2 separate regions of the Homo sapiens genome follow, and region 1 is linked to region 2. The links are chromatin contacts, found by Hi-C or POLR2A ChIA-PET in ENCODE. All regions are on one chromosome and are shown on one strand. Each heading gives the region's core, a stretch centred on a gene start or an enhancer-like site at or near the end of the contact. The rest is flanking DNA. Distances are from core to core; before and after follow the strand shown.

What was found. Hi-C counts contacts between places; a loop is a spot of excess contacts on that map. ChIA-PET counts read pairs that join two places held with the same protein, here RNA polymerase II (POLR2A). Pooled maps may share reads with other maps.
Region 1: a pooled map shows a loop between it and region 2 (2.4-fold over the local background). The contact joins the promoter of LACAT1 here to the enhancer-like site in region 2. A Hi-C loop is called at or near these places in 3 of 50 pooled maps. POLR2A ChIA-PET finds 5 or more read pairs at or near these places in 4 of 52 experiments (MCF 10A, RWPE1, activated CD4-positive, alpha-beta T cell and 1 more).

The regions. Positions count from the first base shown.
Region 1 is chr17:77,251,865-77,256,087 of GRCh38, reverse strand. LACAT1 (lung adenocarcinoma-associated transcript 1) reads right to left here and starts at 2,274. Exons shown (of 3, transcript NR_188630.1): 1 at 1,567-2,274. RefSeq lists an enhancer at 763-1,962.
Region 2 is chr17:77,428,280-77,432,519 of GRCh38, reverse strand. The region is part of intron 3 of SEPTIN9 (septin 9); the gene reads right to left. LOC112268199 (a long non-coding RNA gene) reads left to right here. Exons shown (of 2, transcript XR_002958141.2): 2 at 1,218-4,240. Among named protein-coding and RNA genes, the nearest start is that of MIR4316, 33 kb to the right of the region's middle. RefSeq lists an enhancer at 3,770-3,829. Within about 2 kb of position 2,284, at least 29 of the 41 ENCODE cell types and tissues checked have a DNase peak (open chromatin) inside an H3K27ac peak, as active enhancers do.

The sequences.
Region 1 (4,223 bases), core at 1,025-3,524, 180 kb after region 2:
CTGTCTGCACTGAGCAGGCACGTCGGGCACCCTGTCTGCACTGAGCAGGCACGTCGGGCACCCTGTCTGCACTGAGCAGGCACGTCGGGCACCCTGTCTGCACTGAGCAGGCACGTCGGGCACCCTGTCTGCACTGAGTAGGCACGTCGGGCACCGTGTCTGCACTGAGTAGGCACGTCGGGCACCGTGTCTGCACTGAGTAGGCACGTCGGGCACCCTGTCTGCACTGAGTAGGCACATGGGCATTCTCTGCTTTCCAGCTTCATCCAAAATCCCAGGCATCTGGGAAAGTCCCTGGTCACAGGGAGCCCAGCGATTCCTGGTGTGGGAGGGTAAGGGAATAGAGGAGTGGTTCTTCTCCACCCTGCCTCTGCCCTGAAAGACTTATTCACTGGCAACGTCCCCTAGAAAGAGGCCTCTGAGCTCCTAACCACAGGGTGCAGGACCCAGTAGCTCATGTCTGTGCCTCGTGCCGGGTGGCACGCTGACCCGGCTGCAACCAGCCAGTGGTGACTCAGGCCTCGGAAATGACAGGCTTCCGTGGAGACAGAGGGCGCCGGGGTCGGGGAGGCAGCCCACGAGGAGCTTAAACCCCCACTGGGGGAGGGAGAGCAGGACAGAGCTGGATGGCAACATGAGAGGCCGGGGGTGTGAGTGAGGCCTCTGCCCACAGGTGACCCGGGTCACACCTTCCAGGAGCCACAGACAGGCCCCAGCAGGAGGAGCTGGGGGACACACACAGGCCCCAGCAGCAGAGGTGGAGTGGTTGCAGGACAGGCCTGGAGGGCAGGGGAGGGGCTGAGCCTCCGCAGTGGGCAAGAAGATCGGCCTCACAGCGCTGACGGTCAGGAGGCCCAGTCTGCCGCCCCATGCTGTGTGCCTATGAGGCCCCACGGGCCTCAGCTTCCTATTCTGTGACAGGGAGCAGCCCCCTCACCTGGCCAGGTGCCAACTGAGAGAGAGCTTGGCCCTGGGCAGGGCCACCTTCCTGTGTGCTGAATCGTCACCTGGAGGCAAGACCGGAAAGTGTTCTCACTGTATTGCATTCCTGGGCCCGAGGAGCTCTTTCACAGGGCTGAGCCGTGGATGAAGTGCTTATGAATTGGCACAAAGAGGGGGCCGGGTCTGATTCATCTGTGTGCCCCATCCGCACCCCATACAGGATCGGGCACAGAAAGACATTTCCCATGGTTACAGGAGGAAATAGAGTAGGATGGGGAAGAACTGGCCTCTGAGGTCCCTCTTTCTTCCCACCCTATCCCCCAAAAGTTGCCTTCCTGGACCCCCCTGCCCCCGTGTCCCCCACATAGGTGTTTACACGCTGATCAGTGGTGGAGATTCCAGGCAACAAGGAGCTGGGAGGCTGAACAGGTACTGGAAGCCAGTGGCCAATGCCCCTGGAACAGAGCCCTGTGGCCGAGCTGCGAGCTCTGTTAGGTCTCCAGCTTATGGCTCCCATGAAGGGCCTTGCCCTCCTGCCAGGGGCAGTATAACAATCTACCCAAATGCCCATGGACCCCTCTGGAGGCTTGTAAAGCCCCAAACTCCTGTTTGCTGCGAACTTACCAGGCTCGGCCACAGGGGCAGGGAGAACGTCCGGCCGGAGCGCAGGGAAGGAAGGTTGGGTCTCTGGAGTCCGCGGGGGTGGGGGGCTCCCTCCCAGGTCTCGCCCTTCAGCTTTTCTGTTTCCCACTTCAGGGCCACACGTCCGTCGTTCCGAACCTCCAATCACATTGGTAACCAACATCATGGGTTCCCAGTGGCCCCGTTGTGGGGTCTTTTCCTCCTGGGGTCTCTGCTGGGGCTTCTCCCTCTCCTCGCTTCCGGCCATCCCCTTCGCTGGGGAGCAGTTGGCTGCTTTTCCGCAGCCAGTGCCTTTCGCGGGTCCAGTTGATCCTATGAGATGCACCATGGAGGGGTAAATGCAGCCTGGGCTCCTCCAGAAGCCAGGGTGCCCACTGCTGCGTGGAGATGCTACCAAGCGTTCAAGTTGTGCGGGTTGTGGAAGAAGCTGGTGAGCCCTGGAGTCAGGCCTGGAACTCAGAACCGAGCGTGAGTCAATCCCTCTGCTTTTCACCGGGAAAAATCTTCCTGGCTCGAGGTCCTGGGTTCATCACTTTCTTCAAACAAACACTCAATCAAACACTTAGAGACTTCCGGTCTGGGTAAGATGGCCTAAACCCGACCCTCCCTGTTCCTGTCTGCTAAGCCCTGGAAAGAATGTAAGAGGCAACCCTAAGAGGGCCCTGAGGTGGAAGGAGCAGGAGAGCTGGTAAAGGACCCCAAGGCTGGGTCAGGAATATTTATCAACAGGGCATTATGACACCCCTCACCCCCACCCAATACAGGACCCGCCCAGGCGTGCATTTCCCAACTCCCGACCTAGCAACAGAAGGCAGCCAAGTAGGCTCCTTTCTCTCCTAGATTAAAGGCAAGTCGCCCCAACACACTAGGCAAGGCTGGGCCCGATTGCTCACAGCTGTAATCCCAGCGCTTCAAGACAGGAGGATCTCTTGAGACCAGGGATTTGATACCAGCCTGGGTAACCCAGCAGACCCTGTCTCTACAAAGAAAACTTAAAAATTAGCCGGGCATAGTGGCAGCTGCGTACAGTCCCAGCTACTCAGGAGGCTGAGGTGGGAGGATCACTTGAGCCCAGGAGATCAAGGCTGCAGTGAGTTATGATCGCACCACTGTACTCCAGCGTGGGCAACAGAGTAAGACCTGTAAAAAAAAAAAAAAAAAAAGCTGGGCACAGTGGCTCACACCTGTGATCCCAGCACTTTGGGAGGCTGAGGCGGGTGGATCACCCGAAGTCAGGAGTTTGAGACCAGCCTGGCCAACATGGTGAAACCCCGCCTCTACTAAAAATACAAAAATTAGCCGGGCGTGGTGGTGGGTGCCTGTGGTCCCAGCTACTCAGGAGGCTGAGGCAGGAGAATCGCTTGAACCTGGGAGGCAGAGGTTGCAATGAGCCAAGGTTGCGCCATTGCACTCCAGGCTGGGCGACAAACTCAAAAAAAAAAAAAAAAAAATGAACAACAAAAAACCCACCAAGCAAGCCAGGCAGAACCACCAAAGGGGTTGGCCCAGCACCCTCCTGCTAATTATTGGCCAGGGTTAACCCTTTCCTCCTCACTGGACCTGAAATTCCACTCCCCCACCCAAAATCATGGCACAGCAGAGAGAGGGGGAGACGTTGATGGCAGGGAGAAAGCCCACCACAAGCAGAAGGCCTGTCTGTCCCTGTGAGCGGGAGACTCCCTTCTCCCACCTGGAGGCAATGAATGTCCAGCCTGGGAAAGCTCCTTCTGCCTCCTTAAGCAGCACCACACAAGCCGAGCTGACCTCTATAGCACGGCAGAGGCTCTGCAAATCAGATTTTCATTGGAACCACAGCCCCCAAAAGTAGCCCAAGACCTGGGTGCTAAACCTAAGCAGGGCCGCTGCTACCAAAGTAAAAAATGCAAACAGGACCTGAAGTCTCCTCACCTAATAGCCACAATGTCCAGGATATGGTGAAATTCACTCATCCCACCAAGAACTACGAAAATCACAATGTGAGTGGGAAGACCGTCAACTGAACCCTGAGATGAATCAGACGTTGGAGTTACGTGCCCAGGATTTTACTCTTTTTTTTTTTTTTTTGGAGACAGTCTTACTCTGTCACACAGGCTGGAGTGCAGTGGTGCGATCTCAGCTCACTGCAACCTCTGCTTCCTGAGTTCAAGCGATTCTCCTGCCTCAGCCTCCTGAGTAGCTGGGATTACAGGCATGTGCCATCATACCCGGCTAATTTTTGTATTTTTAATAAAGACAGGCTTTCACTATGTTAGCCAGGCTGGCCTCGAACTGCTGACCTCAAGTGATCCACCCTCCTCGGCCTCCCAAAGTGCTGGAATTACAGGCATGAGCCACTGCGCCCAGCCATGTGACCAGGATTTTAAAGCAACCATCAAAAAAAACACATAAAAATAAAAAATTCAACAAGCAATTGCAAATTCTCTTGAAACAAATGAAAATATAGAAATTCTCAGCAAAGAAATAGTGGGTATTTAGAAAGAACCAAATGGAAATTACAGAACTGAAAAATGTCATTGCAGAAATTTTAAAAACTCCCTGATGGGCTCAGTTGTAGAGTGGAAATGACAGACGACAGAATCAGTGAATCTGGGGACAGATCAATCCAAAGTACCCAGTCTGAACCACAGGGAGAAAATAGA
Region 2 (4,240 bases), core at 1,035-3,534:
AAGGGAACCCTTGGGTCAGGGAGCAGGGCACAGCCCCCATCTCTCTACCCCCGTTCTCAGCACCAGGCCTGACACAGACGGGGCCTCGGCCATGAATAAATGAACAAGTGAATGAGAGCCTGCTGAGGGAAGAAGGTGACAGGGACAAGGGAGAAACAAAGCAGCCAATGCCGCCGTGATGATGACGATGCCAACGGCAGCACTGACATGTGGGCTCCTGTCATGCCAGGACCGTTCTAAGCACTTTGCTCTATGAACACCTTTGTTTCTCATCATGTCTCGAGTGGACATTTCTATTAGCCCATTTTACAGAGGGGAACATAGTTGAGCGTATTGGCTAAGGTCATGCTGCCAGGAAAGGTCAGAGTCCAGGTAGCATGTGGCTTCCCAGCCGGGCTCTGGTTCACACGGCCTCACAGGCAGCCCCATGAAACACGCAGAGAGAGCATGTGAGGGGCCCCCCTGCTGCCCCCCACCCCCAGCTGGGGTCCACCCTCTGCTGAAACCTCCCCAACCTGTTTCTAAGTCCCGCCAGCCACGAAACATTTTTTTGAACATCCAGTACCACCCTCCCATGGCTATTTGGCCTCATCCTTTTACAGGGCAAGTCTTGGGCGAAAAGTAGAAAGGATGAAAATCCCTGAGAGAGGTGACAACGTGGCAACTTTTTTTTTTTTTTTTTTTTTTTTGAGACAGCATTTCACTCCCGTTGCCTAGGCTGGAATGCAGTGGCACGATCTTGGCTCACTGCAACCTCTACCTCCCGGGCTCAAGCTATTCTCCTGCCTCAGCCTCCTGAGGAGCTGGGAGCACAGGCATGTGCCACCACACCAGGCTAATTTTTGTGTTTTTTTGTAGAGATGGAGTTTCGCCATGTTGCCCAGGCTGGTCTCAAACTCGTGGGCTCAAGCAATCTGCCTGCCTCAGCTTTCTGGGATTATAGACGTGAACCACCGTGCCTGGCTGAGGTGGTTCTCATACAAAGCAGAGAAAACCATCTTTAGTTCAAAACAAATTAATAAGTATTGAGTGTCTATGTAGAAAAAGACTAGAAGGAAACGTGAACATGTTAACAGTGTTTGTCTGGAGGACGCAATTATTATTGATCATTTCCTTTACATTTTCTAATTTAATTATTTTGTCACAAGTAGGTGTGATTTTTAAAATCACAAAAGATAAACGTTGGTTTTTTGTTTGTGTTTTGTTTTTTGAGACAGGGTCTCATCCTGTCACCCAGGAGCTGGAGTACAGTGGTGTGGTCATAGCTCACTGCAGCCTCAAACTCCTAACTCAAGCAATCCTCCTACCTGAGCCTCCTGAGGAGCTGGGACTACAGGCAAGCGCCACTACCCCTAGCACCTCTGTTGCCCAGACTGGTCTCGAACGCCTGGCCTCAAGCGACTCTCCCACCGCAGCCTCCCAAAGCTGGGATTACAGGCGTGAGCCACCACGCCCAGCAAAGATTGCTTTTCAATCAGGAAGACAGATGCTTCTTAGCACTTCTTGTTCTTCTTCTTTTTTTTTTTTTTGATACGGAGTATTGCTCTGTTGCCCAGGCTGGAGTGCAGTAGCACAGTCTCGGCTCACTGCAACCTCTGCCTCCCGGGTTCAAGAGATTCTCCTGCCTCAGCCTCCAGAGTAGCTGGGATTACAAGCGTGCACCACCATACCTGGCTAATTTTTGTATTTTCAGTAGAGATGGGGTTTCGCCATGTTGACCAGCCTGGTCTTGAACTCCTGACCTTAAGGGATTCACCCGCCTTGGCCTCCCAAAGTGTTGGGATTACATGCGTGAGCCACCACCCTCGGCCTGCTTCTTAGCACTTCTAACCTCTGCCCCTTGGCATCACCTGGCCAAGCAGATGAAAAGTTCCAGTGAGCTGTCAGCCGGCACCAGGCTGGGGTCTTCCCTAGGCAGCTCCAAGTGGCTAGGATCTGGCTTCTTTTCCAGAGCTGGGTCCAGAAACCAAGATCGGGAATGCGTGATGGCTGCTCTGCGGGCCCTTGCTATGAGGTCACTTCCCTGGTTCCAGTGATCGGCCGCTGGCTGTAGGGAGCATGTGGGTTCAGCCAGGGTTTGTGTCAACATGGCTCTGCTCTATCCACGGCCTAGTGGGTTCCTCCACCCCCCGCTGCATGACAACCCCAGGAAAAATGTTAGGAGGGAGGGAGCCGCTGGGGGTGTGACAGGAGAGACTTTCCAGGGACAGATTTGTAAAAACTGCTTCAAAGTCCTCTCCAAGGACTTTCAAGGCCTCCACTGCCCCCTACTGACAGGTCACGGCTCGGGCAGAGAAAGCTGGGGATGGAGCTGGCGGGGGGAGGGTGGCCAGCACCCGCAAGGCAAGGAGATGAGCTGGGAGAACAGGGGCTGGGAGGGCAGCCCCAGGCCAGCTCCTGTCTCCAGAACCACTGTCTCCCTCCTCTGGCCACAAAGTGAGGCTGGCCAGACACAGGCCTACTCCACAGGCTGGGAGGCTGGGCGTGAAAGCACTGTGCTTGCATGGGGTACCCCATGGTGAATACCATCAGAGCCAACCCCCAGGGTCTGCTGTCCTACAGGGAAGCCAGTGTAAGGCGCCCATGGAACCCAGAAGCATCTAAAGGATTTGACAGCCATGAGCTGGGAGGATCCAGTTCTGTAGCAGGAGAAAGAGAGGCAGAGAGACAGGTTTCGCAACATCTGCCCCATCCGCTGTGTTGCCCTGAGCACAGCCCACCCCTCTGTGGTCCCGAGTCTCAGCTCTGAGGTCTCTAAGACCCCCTGGGTCCCCGCAGCTCAGGATGCTCACTTGAAAACCAGGCCCAGCCAGCAGGGCCTCCCTCGTCAGCCTATTACTGGCCAGCTCCTGCCCAGCACCCTCCAGCTCATTATCCCCATCTGTGCAAACTCCACACCAGCACCCTAAGCCCTTCTTCCTCCAGGAAGGAGACTGTCCCCAGATGTGTCCCCTGTTCCCTTTCGATCAAAGCCCAGAAAACAGGAACCAGCCTTGCGCCTCCTCTCCCCACCGAACTGTTGGCCTTTTTGGATGCCCTCTCTGATTCTCTGCCAACATCCCCACAACACAATCAGCCCTCAGTCCCTCCCCAAATGCAATCGGCGAGCACGCTGTAGCCCAGGCGGACGGTGATGTCCCCATTTTGCAACCTGCGAGAGCCAGCACACCTCTCAGCCAGGTGGGCTGCAGGAGCCAGTCGTGGCGAGGGCAGGAGGCCTGCGTGCTGACGGCATCGGCACCATCAAAATTACGGTCAGATCAAGGTCACGGTCAACGAGCTTCTCCACCTGCAATTTCCTCCTCACCAAGGTGGCCTCAGCCTCAGCCTCGGCCTCAGCCTTGGTCTTGGCCTCAGGAGCTGCAGACACACCCCCAAGTCCCCACCCCAGGAGCTTGGCCTCACACACACCGGAGGACACGGAGCTGGGGCACAAATAGCCAAGAACAGGTACATCTGCAACCAGGAGCAGGGGGCGGAGGGCTGCTGAGATGCTCCCATTCTCACCGGCTGCCTCCTCTGACGGCTTACCACTTATTATACACTGACTGTATAACCAGGGCTGTGACATGTCTGCTTCTTACATTATATCATTAAATCCCCAAATTTGTCCCCAATTTACATACGATGAGGCAAATTCAGAGTCAATAACCTGCTTATCAGCTTCTGAACCCATGGGTGGCTCTAACCTCCCTCCTTCCAGCTCCTTTGGGCCCACATGAGTACTGAGGCACAAGGGAACCCCACCAGCTGGGAAGTGTGCCCTCCCTCTGCTGACCCCACAGCCCTCCCAGCCTGTGCCTGAAGCTGCCAACACCCTCCCATCCAGCACTGCTCTCTGTAGCCTGAGCTGTCGCTGTGTGACCCAGGGTTAGTGCCCTAACCTCTCTGGACTACATCTGCAAGATGAGGATGCCGCCGCACAGCCTACTTCAAATGGTCACTAAGTTGCCTGCACAGCTAACATCTGCCGAGCCTGTGACACGACCAGCTTTGCTTCAATTTCGAATGTGGTACTCCCACCCAGTTTGGGGGTGGAACTGTTAGTTCCTCTTTTTCTGGATAAGGAAGTTGAAAGGCTCCAGAAGGCACCAAGGTCAGCTGATCTGCCAGTAGGTACAGTGTCCACCTGTCACTCACAGCCCTCCCTTGACCGCTTCGCCTGTCTCCCCAGTTGAGATTCTGTGTGTACTTGAACACTTTGCCAATGGTTGAACCTGCACCAGGGTCACTGTGTCAG